Linked DNA regions of Mus musculus: region 1 is linked to region 2. The links are chromatin loops, found by intact Hi-C in ENCODE. Cell type or tissue: heart. All regions are shown on one strand. Links, peaks and the distances in the headings refer to the core of each region. The heading gives the core; the rest is flanking DNA. Region 1 overlaps Rnf216 (ring finger protein 216). Region 2 holds the start of Fscn1 (fascin actin-bundling protein 1).

Region 1 (5,374 bases), core at 132-5,131, 76 kb before region 2:
TTTTTGTTTGGATTGGGTTGGTGTGGTTTGCTTTTTTGAGACAAGGTTCACAGTATAACAGAGCCACGGCTGTCCTGAGCTTGATTTGTATACCAGGCTGGTCTCAAACTCACAGAGATCCGCTGGCCTCTGCCTCCCAAATGCAGAGATTAAAGTTGCCTGGCATTGAGATTCCATTTTCTTAAGGCTCAAAAAAAAAAAACCAGTTGAGTGGGGATCGTGGTCAGGTAACAGGAGAGCAGGCTCAGCCAGGACAGATCCTCTTCCCCAAAGCCCAGTTCTTAATGTAAAAGATAGTAGTAGACAGCAAGATGGGGCTTGAGCCTTCAGGATGCACATAGTTAGGAAACATATAGCCACCAGTTTTATATTTAGATTTTCCAGCCTAAATATAGACAAAAACTCACCTGTACCAATAGGATAACTGTTAGTTAATATATCCCAGTTGGATGCCTGTCTAGCATTTCTTTAGCTTACTTCTTTACTTCAAATACAGGTCTTCTCTACCATCCACCTCGTGACTGTGACCTTCAGCCCTCTACCTTAATCCTTACGACATTCCTGCCTGAATTTATCCCCTTAGTACTTATAATGCTGTCTTATTTGTATTTCATTTATTTAACATGTCATGATCCCCCACCAGTGTAACTTCCTGGCAGGCACAAGATTCTTTTTTATCCCCAGAATAGGACCTATGGTGCCTAGAAGGAACTCAGGTGGATGTTTGTAAGCTTCTGTGTAAATGTTTGCTTGTCCAGGTGTTGTCAATAATCTGCTGAAGGACCTCAGAGAAACCAGACTCAGCTTTTATTAACTTCTGGGGAGGAATTGGTGGGTTTGACATGAAGTCAGTTCTGATAAAGGCAAACTGAACTGTTACTAATGCCAGGAAGGCTTTGCCAGCCACTTTATCTCAGAACCCTGATCCCAACTGTAATGAAGAAAGCCGTCCTGTGACTCTGATATCCCTAGAAGTGATATCCAGTCTCCAAAGCAGGGTAGATGGAAACCAAATGGCTCTTACACTCTTTTGTCCCTAGAGGGCAGCATTAAGACAGAAACCCAGATCCTCCTGAAAGAGGTGCTTGACTTTCTAGCCTTATGGGGAGTGATGCTGAGTGGTTCCTTTACTGAGAAGTAGTGCAGTATCTGTCCAGTGCACACACACTTCAGCTTTAGTGTGTGTTAATAACATTTCTAAAACTTAAGGGAAATCTTTTCCTTCAGAAGCCCTTTTGCTAAAGAGAAAATCAAGATGAATGCAAGATTCGCAGCACTTAGCTGACCACACCCAGGTTGAAGTTCTGAGAAATGGTTTGTTTTGAAGCAGGGAAAACTCCTGGATGTAGAGTGCAACTTCTGGAAAGGTGTGAGCTGGTTGTCACGTACCACTTTTTAGAAAAAGTGGGAGAAGAGCAGGAACATAGAACCTGTAACTTGGGAAGTTGAAACTAGATAGATAGATACAAGGCCTGAGCTACAAGGAGACCTTTTCATAAATAAGTAAATAAATACACGCATACATACATAATAAATAGGTGCTGGAGAGATGGCTAAGAGCACTGACTGCTCTTCCAGAGGTCCTATGTTCAATTCCCAGCAACATGGTGGCTCACAACCACCTGTAATGTGATCCAATGCCCTCTTCTGGTGTGTCTGAGGACAGTGATGGTGCACTCACATATATAGAATAAATAGAAATCTTTTAAATAAATAATGAAAGATAATAATTATAATAAAAAACTTGACCATACCAGGTGGTAGTGGTGCATCCCTTTTAGTCCCAGCACTCAGGTGGCAGAGGCAGGCAGATCTTTTGAGTTTGAGCCCAGCCTGGTCTACAGTATGAGTTCCAGGATAGCCCGGGTTACATGGAGAAACCCTGTCTTGAAAAATCCAAGGGGGGGGGGGGGGAGAAGACGAAGGAAGATAAGGAGAAATACTGTAATGGCATGTAAGCCAAATGTCCCAAAAATTCAGGGTCATCAAGGTTTCCCAGATTCTCTGGTATTTGAAACATCTAGCCATGGGTTGATGTAGAGGATGTGGTCACTGGCAAGAGGCTATGGGCCTTGGCCATTCTCCAGGCTCCTCACTCCAGGTCTGAATCACACCTCAGTCCCCCTTCCATTCTCTCTGTATGCAACAGCTTCCCCAGATAACCTCAGGGTGGAGCAGCAGTGCCTCCCTTGCCTGGCCTGAACTTATCATGCTCAGTTCTCAGGGAACCCCAAGACCTGATAAGGGCCCACAATCCTAAAGGAAGATGGAGAGGGCGGGACTTCATAATGCCCTTCTCTCAGCCCTTTGCAGAGAGATGCCCTGACAGATGGATTGGCATTCAGTAGCAGTGGATGAAGAGGCAAGAATGGGCGAGTGAAGAGTCTTTTCATTCCTTTCAATACAGAAATCATTGCCATTTCAAATATCACCCTGAACCAGAACTTTGACCCAATTTTTTGATAGTAGTAATCATAATCACCAGCAGATCCTAAACAGCTGGTCACAGTGACACTTGTCTTAACTTAAGACTCAGGAGGCAGACACAAGAAGACTGGGCTATAGGCTAGTCTGTGCTATATGATGAGACTCCCAAATCACAAAAATAAAAAATCCTAATGGTCAGAGTCCTAGCCACTATTGCAGAGACAATTGATGAGTTTTCACAGGAAAGGTTCAGGGTTGTCGCGTCATGAGGAGTGACTGGCTGATCCTTGGCTCTGGCCTTTCTTTGTCCATGCTTCTTTCTATTGTCCCACCAGATGTGCAGAGTCACTGAAGGTGGGAGGAACAGCCACTTCCTTGTGGCCAGTTTAAGGTTACTTTGTTTAGCAGGCTCTATGGTGATCTTTAAAAAAAGAATAGCCTCAGATTTGGTCTGATTCCATCCTGCTGTTCACTGGGCCATTCTCAGGAAGCACCGTCTTGTGCAGCTGCGACCAGGCAGCTTTGCCAATGGCCCATTTGTGGCCTCCACATGAGATTCCACTGGGACCTCGCAGCTTGCCTTGTGCCCTTATACCTTGAGTTTTCCACTAAACAATGACCTGTTCTTGCCCACAGATCCCACATAGGGAAGCCGTGGGAATAGAGGGGAAAGAGCAAGCCTACAGCTCCATGGCCTTGGCCAAGTAACATGACTGTCTTAGCTGCTTTTCTCATTTCCTTCAAAACACGCACCTGTGCAGGACTTACAGTGCAGGACTTTCCTCACAGAGTTGCTGTGAGGATGAACTAAGAGCACTTGAGGCAGGAGAGACGGGCTAAGTACACGTGGTGCTCTTCTAGGTTCTTAACACCCACATCAGGTATCCTACAACCACCTGTAACTCCAGTCTATCTCTAGCAGAACTTGATGCCTCTGGCTTCTAAGAGCACCTGCACTTGTGCACATAGAGGTACACATACATGTAATTAAAAATGAAAACAAGGGGGCTGGTGAGATGGCTCAGTGGGTAAGAGCACTCAACTGCTCTTCCGAAGGTCCGAAGTTCAAATCCCATCAACCACGTGGTGGCTCACAACCATCTGTAACATGATCTGACGCCCTCTTCTGGGGTGTCTGAAGACAGCTACAGTGTACTTACATATAATAAATAAATAAATCTTTTTTAAAAAAATGGCCCCCACCCCCCAAAAAATACTTAGTGGATGTTCTTGCAAAGTACCCTTTGTGAAGGTGTTTGCATTTTAAGTACCTGGCTTCTGAAATTTCTAGCTCTAAAAATCTGGGTACTGCCCACCCTTTTTTAAAGATTTTTTTTTAATGCTTGTGTTTATGTGTAAACCTGGGTTGAGTTTATATGCACAATGGGCAGGCAGGACCCAGGGAGAGCAAAGGGGGCAGCAGATCCACCATCTCCACTTCTGCCTCTTCAGCCATCAAATCCTCATACTCTCTCCACTCCGCCTGACTTCTGGCTCCTGCCTGTAGCGTTTAGCACCAGCAGCCTGCTAATCCAGGTCTCCTTTCAGTGTCTGACCCCTTCCTGCCCCAGCCACCACTCTGCTCCTCTGCCATGCCTGAGCGTGCCCTTTCCTGTCAACTGCTGACTCCTGTGCACCTTCAGCCACAACATGTCACCCCTCAGACCTCTCCAGCCTCTGGGCTGAGTGGGTATGGCTATTCCTGTGCCATGCCTGACAGCAGGCAGACACTGAGTCACACCCACTGCTACAGCTGTAACATGTGGTAGGAACTGCCCTGCCTCAGACCAGCCCCCATCCTATACCACTCACAGTGTTTTAACCCTGAGAGTGTCTGTCACAGGGCAGAAGCAGCTTAGTAACTGTATAGGCTTGTCTTCCATGCATGTCTCTCAGGACTCTCCACTCAATTACATGTGGGCATGCTAATGTAAGCTGTGTTTACAGACATACCTAATAAGTAAAATTTAAAAGAGTGACACGAGAATCTCAGTTTATATTATCATTATTGGTGATGTATATCTTTGCACAAGTGTGATGCAGGGACCTGTGCCATGGAGCACATGTGGAAGTCAGGACAGTCGTCAGATCAGTTCTCTGATTCCACCTTGGGTCCCAGGGAGCAAATCCAGGCAATCAATCACGCTTACTCACTGAACTATCACACCAGCTTTATTTTTATTTTTCTTACTTGGTTTTTTTTTTTTTTAAAGATGGGGTCTCCTTGTATCACCCAGGCTTACCTCAAACTGCTAATCCTCTTGCCACCCTCAAGTAGCACCAACCCAGCTTGTAATAAACCAGACCTTGAAATAATTGTTATTTATAATATGAAGCCCATCTGTGCTCCTTGAAATTTCAACTTATGGAATATGTCTCATTGTTGAACTGCTTGATTCAGGTGTACAGAATGTTGGATACTTGGGTGTTGTGGCTGACAGCCTGGAAAGGCACCTCACCAGACCGTGTAGTTCCAGATTGGGGAAGTACTCTATCAGTTGTGTGGGTATATGTTCCTCGAAGAGTTTCAGTTTAAGACACTAGTAGGATATGGTAGCACAGTCTTTTAATCCCAGCACTCCTGGCAAAAGCAAGTGGATCTCTCAGAGTTTGAAGCCAGCCTGGTCTGGTGTACATAGTTCCAGCACAGCCAGGGCTCTTAGAGAGACCCTGTGTCAAAAACGAACAACAAAAGTAAAATAAAAGATCTCATGAGTTGTCACCACCCTCTTTCACTGGGTACATGTGCATGCATCCGTGCTATGTCATGGCATGTCACTGTGCCCTCCCTGGTTTGCCAAACACACCAGCTACTGAACTTGTGGGTGAGGATCATGCTCCTTCTGCTGGTGTGCCTGGGAGAGAGGAAGTCCCTGGAGCCTCCAGTGACTTCCACCAGAAAAGGAAGCTTGCTGAATCTGCTCGAGCTTTGATTTAGCTGAGCCAC
Region 2 (5,374 bases), core at 306-5,305:
TGTGTGTGTGTGTGTGTGTGTGTGTGTGTATAATGAGAGAACATTCTGGCATCAAGTACACCCAGTTCAGCATGGTGCTGACTTACTGTGTAACAGTAAGCAAATGGTCGCACTTTTCTGAGCGTTATTCAGCCAAACTCAAGCAGGCCCCACCCAAGGCTTTGCCCTCTGCATTGGGGGAGGGGGGTCTTCCTCCCCACAGACTGGCTCCCATCCAGCTATCTCCAAAGCCTGGGGTTCAGTTTCCCAACCAAGGAAGCGAGATCTCACAAGCCCCTACCAGCAGGCAGCAAAGACCCTTTGAAGAGTCGGGGGTACGCCAGAAAGGAGGCGCCTACTTGTACCATGCCCATGCCGGTCGGAAATGGCCTGCCAGCCTGCTGGAGGCCCTGGATGGGGACAAATAGAGCTGCAAACGGTTGTTCCCAGCCAGAGAGGCCTTGGGGACCGGTTCACTCGAGAGTAGAGGCTTTTGGAGGGACACTCCGCCGAGTGCCGGACCGCAAGGCGTGCATAGGAGGGCAGGGAGGGCGCCTGGCGCGCAGCCACCCGCGCCACGCCGCCTGCCAGCCGGGGTGCGAAGGAAGAGCCAGGCGGCTTCACTCCGCGCCTTCTCAATGAACCCTGGACCAGGGACAACGCCTGGAGGGTTGGGGGTGGCTCTTCCGCAGAGGGACCCGCCTAAGCCGATCCCCTCCCCCAGCTCCGCCGCATCTGGTTTTCCCATCTGCAGAGCCTTAGCAGGACAAAGGGGACGAGGGAGGGCCCAGCCGTGGCGACCCGCCCCCCTGCTCACAAAGGCCGCGGCCCGGAGCGCCAGGCCTTAGCGAGGGGAGATGGAGTGGGGGAGGGGAAGCCCCTACGGACAACCCCACCACCACCAAGAGTCGCAGGGCCGACCCCGCCCAGCACACCCCGCCGGGATCAAAAGCCCCTCCAACCTCCTCTATCTCGCCATTTAAGGCGGGGAGGGCAGGGGTGACTGTCCCCTGGCCCTCCAGCCAAAGGCCCGCGAAACGGGAGAGGACGCACGAGGAAATGAACAAGGGGGGGTGTAGGGGGAACCCTTCCTCTCCAAGACCTGGGACAGCCTATCCTAAAGAATCGGCTCATGAATGGGGATGGCTCAGACTGGGAAGGAAGAGGAAACGGAGAAGATCTAAGCTAGGTCTATGGAGTCCCACGCCCCCAGCCGGGGGGGGGGGGGGTGGTGGTGGACAGTATTGCTTTAGAATGTGTTAGGCCTTACCCACTTCCCCACGTCACCTTCTCCCAGCAGAAGAAGCCTACGTCCTGAACAGAGGGGTGGTACATGCCTTTATTCCCAGCACAAGAGACAGGAAGGAAGATTTCTGCGAGTTCGGGGCCAGCCCAGTCTACATAGCGAGTTCCAGGATAGCCAAGGCTATCTGGTGAGATCAGATCTTTCAAAATAGAAGCCCACCTCCTCATGGCGGAGCCCAGAGGCCTGTGAGCCTAAAGGGAGCCCAGGAGGAAATAGGGAAATAGAAGGAGTGCAGAGATGCTTTTGTGCACTGGGTCAGGACCCAAGGGAGGGGACATGTCCCCAACTCACCCTGGCGCGTGGACACGTTCCTCTCGTTGGCCGCCTGCAGCACCACCTGAGCGCAGCTCTGTTCCAGGGCGAAGAGCTCATCTTTGCCCACCTTGGTGGCCTTGCCAGCCTTGAGGGTGCCGCTGGGCCCGGACGGAGCCAGGTAGCGACCTTCGCAGTCGCGAAAGGCCACCTTGCCGGAGCGGAACTCCAGCGTGAAGCCCGTGGCGGGCTCCGGCCGTGCCACAAGGCGCCCGTCGTGGCGCAGGAAGCGGTGGTCGGACGTCTGCACACTGTAGCGTTGGTCCTGGAAGGCCAAGGTGATGAGCGAGTCGACGCCCCAAGGCACGTCGCGGTCTACCGCGATCTCGTCGGCCGGCCGCGCGCTCAGATGCGCGTAGCGCTTGCGGGTAACGCTGTAGATGTTAACCTGCGGGTGCATGGCGATGTGCACGCTCCACTTCTCGGCCGGCGACACGCTCTGCGCGAAGCAGGACAGGCGGTCCTCGGTGCCGCCAAAGTAGCGCCGGTGAGCCTCGGACTGCAGCGACCAGCGGCCGTCGTCGTGCGCCACGACGAGAAAGCGGCAGTCGCCGTCGGGCACCTCGCGCTCGCAGGTCACGTTGCCGTCCTTGTCGGCGGCCAGGTAGCGACCCAGGTGGCTGCGCAGACACACGGCCGCGCTGCCCGCCTCATCGGGAGGTTGCTCCAGCGTCCAGATCTGCTTCTTTTTCAAGCTACTAGCGGATGCGTTCACCTTGAACCCGAACGCCTCGGCTGTCAGGTACTTGTTGCCGCAGCTGATGAGCCCGAACTGAATCTGCACAGCCTCTGCCGTGCCGTTGGCGGTCATGGTGGCGGAGGGCGGCCCGGTGGCCCCGGGAGCTTGGATAGCTGTGCCCGACCTCCTTTGTTCAACACGGCTTAGCCCGCTGCAGTTCTCCACAAAGCCAGCCCGGCGGCGCCCAGGGTTTTATAGGAGGATGACGTCACCGTGGCCACGCCCCTACCCGGGCCTGCCGGGGAGGGGGCTCTGCAGCGCGCGCCCGGTCCCCTGCGCTTCCCCGGAGTGTTTTTCTGGGGTTTAAGACCGGGTTTCACTCTGTAACTCAGACTAGGCTTGAAGTATCTGTGTGGCTCAGGCTGGACTCGAACTCATAGCAGTCCTTCTGCCTCTGGCCCGTTCGTGTTTGCTAGTCCATTTAACTGTTCCTCCACAGTCGTGCTCTGCAGTAGTTGGCTGATCTCCAACTTTCTCCTGCTCTCTGAGGCCATCCTGAAACACCCCTACCCCCAAACCCAGTCGATGGGAAGGACCAGGTTTAAGATAATGATCCCTTCAGGATGGAGGGAGGGTCCAGGGTGTACCAGGAAGTAGCCTTAGAGCCGGTCCTTGAAGAAGCCAGAGACGCCAGAAGGGTCTGGGGTAGAAAGGAGGTTAATTTCTAGAGAGGCGCATGCAGAGCCCTACCTGCCCCGCCCGCCTCAGGGTTTTTCAAGGCCTTGTAGCCTGGGCCTCCTGAGCAGAAACCGAGATTTCTATTCCCGGGTCAGCATAGAGTACAGCCACCTTGCTGACTCTAAATAAATTGTGGTAACTGTGGCCCAAGTCAGTGGCCCACAAAAGTCCCTACTGTGGTGATGCTCAAGCCCCGGGGTGCTGGTCTACCAGGAAGCAGGGTAGGTAAGGCAGGAATAGTGGTCTCTGTTTATGAAGACATCAGAAAAGCAGGTCAGCTCCCTAGAATGGCACAGCCCCAATGTACCTCCTAACTGCAGCCCCTCAGGGTTCCAGACCAGAGGGACATTCCCACAAACACCACCTCCCACCTCCCACCACACACCACCCCACGTAAGAACACTTCCCTTTGAGTTTCTGGAGGACTGAGACTTCTCCTGGGACATTCCCCACATGCCAGGCAGGCCCCTGGAATGCTGGCCCTACCCCAGGCTGCCCACAAGATCTGGGCCCCTGGCCCTTCCCAGCCACAGGCTGGGCAGGGTACTGAAACTGACCAGTCTTCACGGTGATCTGTGTCCAAACGCATCTCTGTCCCAGGCAAACCCCTCCAGCGACCATCAAAGGGGAAGGGGAGATGGCATGGCTTTCCCATCATCAAAGGTCAGTCCTGACAAGTCCCTAGAATCCTTGCTGGGACATCTAGTTCCTCCCTTAGAGGTCACAGGAAAGGTCACCAAGTTCGCGGCCGATAGCCAGCCATCCTCTCCTGCTGTGGGACTTTGCACAGGTTACTCTCACTCTCTGAGCTCTCCTTCCTCTGTAATAAAGACACATATTCCTGGGTACAGTGAGTCACACTTGTAATTCCAGAACTTGAGAAGCAGGGACAGGAGGATTGCTTTGAGTTTAAGACCAGCCTTGAGGGAGCAGGTCAGAAGACTGGAAGCAGTAACAGCCAAAACCCGATACTGAGGGTGCCCTCTCTGCCATCCGGTACTCTGTTCAAACCTGTTTAACCCAGAGCATCGCATCGTGGGCAGAATCGGACAAGTTGGCCTCATTACACACCAGGCTGTTAAGGTTAAGTCAATGCTGCTATGTGTCAGGGCTCCGTGAACGCTCTGTATTGATTAGTCACTGAACTTCACGTCAGGGCATGGGCGTGCTGGCCATCCGAGAGCTTTAGGCTTAAGCTATGGGGGATGCCTGGGTGTGGTAAGGCAAACGCCAGCACACCAGAGGTAAAGGCCGGAGAACCGACAACACAAGGTCATCCTAGGCCTCTGAGATGACCTTGAATGCCAGGCCAGCCTAAGCTATATGAAACCTTGCCTCAAAAACCCAAAGCTGGGAGCTCGGAGGGTAAAGGCACGCTCCCGGGCTGAGGGGCTGAATTTAGTCTCTAGACCATCATGATGGAAGGCAAAACCAACTCCCTTAAGTTGTCCACTGACCCTTCCCATACTGCCCCCTCTCACTTCATGTACACACACACACACACACACACGTAAATGCAAAAGAAAGGCCAGTTGTGCAAGCATGACCTCACCTATAAAGCCAGGCCTGTGGTGCACATCGAAAAGCCCACCCTGAGCGGTCGGCTCAGTCAAATCACTGAACTCAGCTTCAGTACGAGGGACTCAAATCTAAGGTGGGGCTCAGCAGTGAGCGAGCTCCTCTCAAGCACCCTAGTTCAGTTCTCAGCACCCGTGGGGGCTCACAACCACCTCTAACTCCAGTTCCCAGAGATCCAACAGTCTCTCCTGGCCTCCTCAAATCCCTGCACCCACAAATCTTTTTAGAATTTTAAACTGGGTGGTAGTGGTGCACACCTTTAATCCCAGTACTCTGAAGGCAAAGGCAGGTCTATCTCTGAGTTTGATGCCGGCCTGGTCTACAGAGCAAATTCCAAGATAACTGGACCTACATAGTGAGACCCTGTGTTAACAACGGAGGAGCTAGTCAACGAGATGTCTCAAGCAAGCGAAAGCGCTGGATCCAGGTCTTAGACCCACACAGAGGGAGAGAAGTGACAGCCACAAGTTGTTCTCTGACCTCCACACATGTGCTGTGGTGTACAGTGCCCACAGCCGCTCACACACAGACAATAAAACTAAGGTGGAGAGCTCTGGAGAAAGTTACCCATCACTAACCTCTGGCCTATACATACATGCTCACATGTATACACACACACACACACACTCATGCACATACATATACACACATGCTCACACACATGCACATAGTACACACACACACACACAAGCAAACACACGTGCACACATACACACATTGAAAGACAGTTGTGGAAGGAAACCACAGAAAGGCTCTTTGGGTTTTCCCTTAAGATGAGTTTG

The links. Peaks named below come from ENCODE experiments on the same cell type or tissue, not always from the same donor. Only the 100,000 strongest peaks of a DNase experiment are listed, where the experiment ranks them.
Region 1: a loop joins it to region 2, with 5 times the contacts of the local background. A loop is called at or near these places in 3 of 42 quality-filtered maps.

The regions. Positions count from the first base shown.
Region 1 is chr5:143,033,024-143,038,397 of GRCm38, reverse strand. The region is part of intron 13 of Rnf216 (ring finger protein 216); the gene reads left to right. Among named protein-coding and RNA genes, the nearest start is that of Gm43380, 3.3 kb to the left of the region's middle. In heart, for the core only: CTCF peaks have their summits at 1,041 (motif pointing right) and 2,148; DNase peaks (open chromatin) are centred at 2,907 and 4,132; H3K27ac peaks cover 1,581 bases.
Region 2 is chr5:142,957,483-142,962,856 of GRCm38, reverse strand. Fscn1 (fascin actin-bundling protein 1) reads right to left here and starts at 2,502. Exons shown (of 5, transcript NM_007984.2): 1 at 1,577-2,502. The coding sequence starts at 2,408. In heart, for the core only: a CTCF peak has its summit at 2,506; DNase peaks (open chromatin) are centred at 696, 1,846 and 2,496; H3K4me3 peaks cover 3,181 bases; H3K27ac peaks cover 3,477 bases; H3K27me3 peaks cover 917 bases.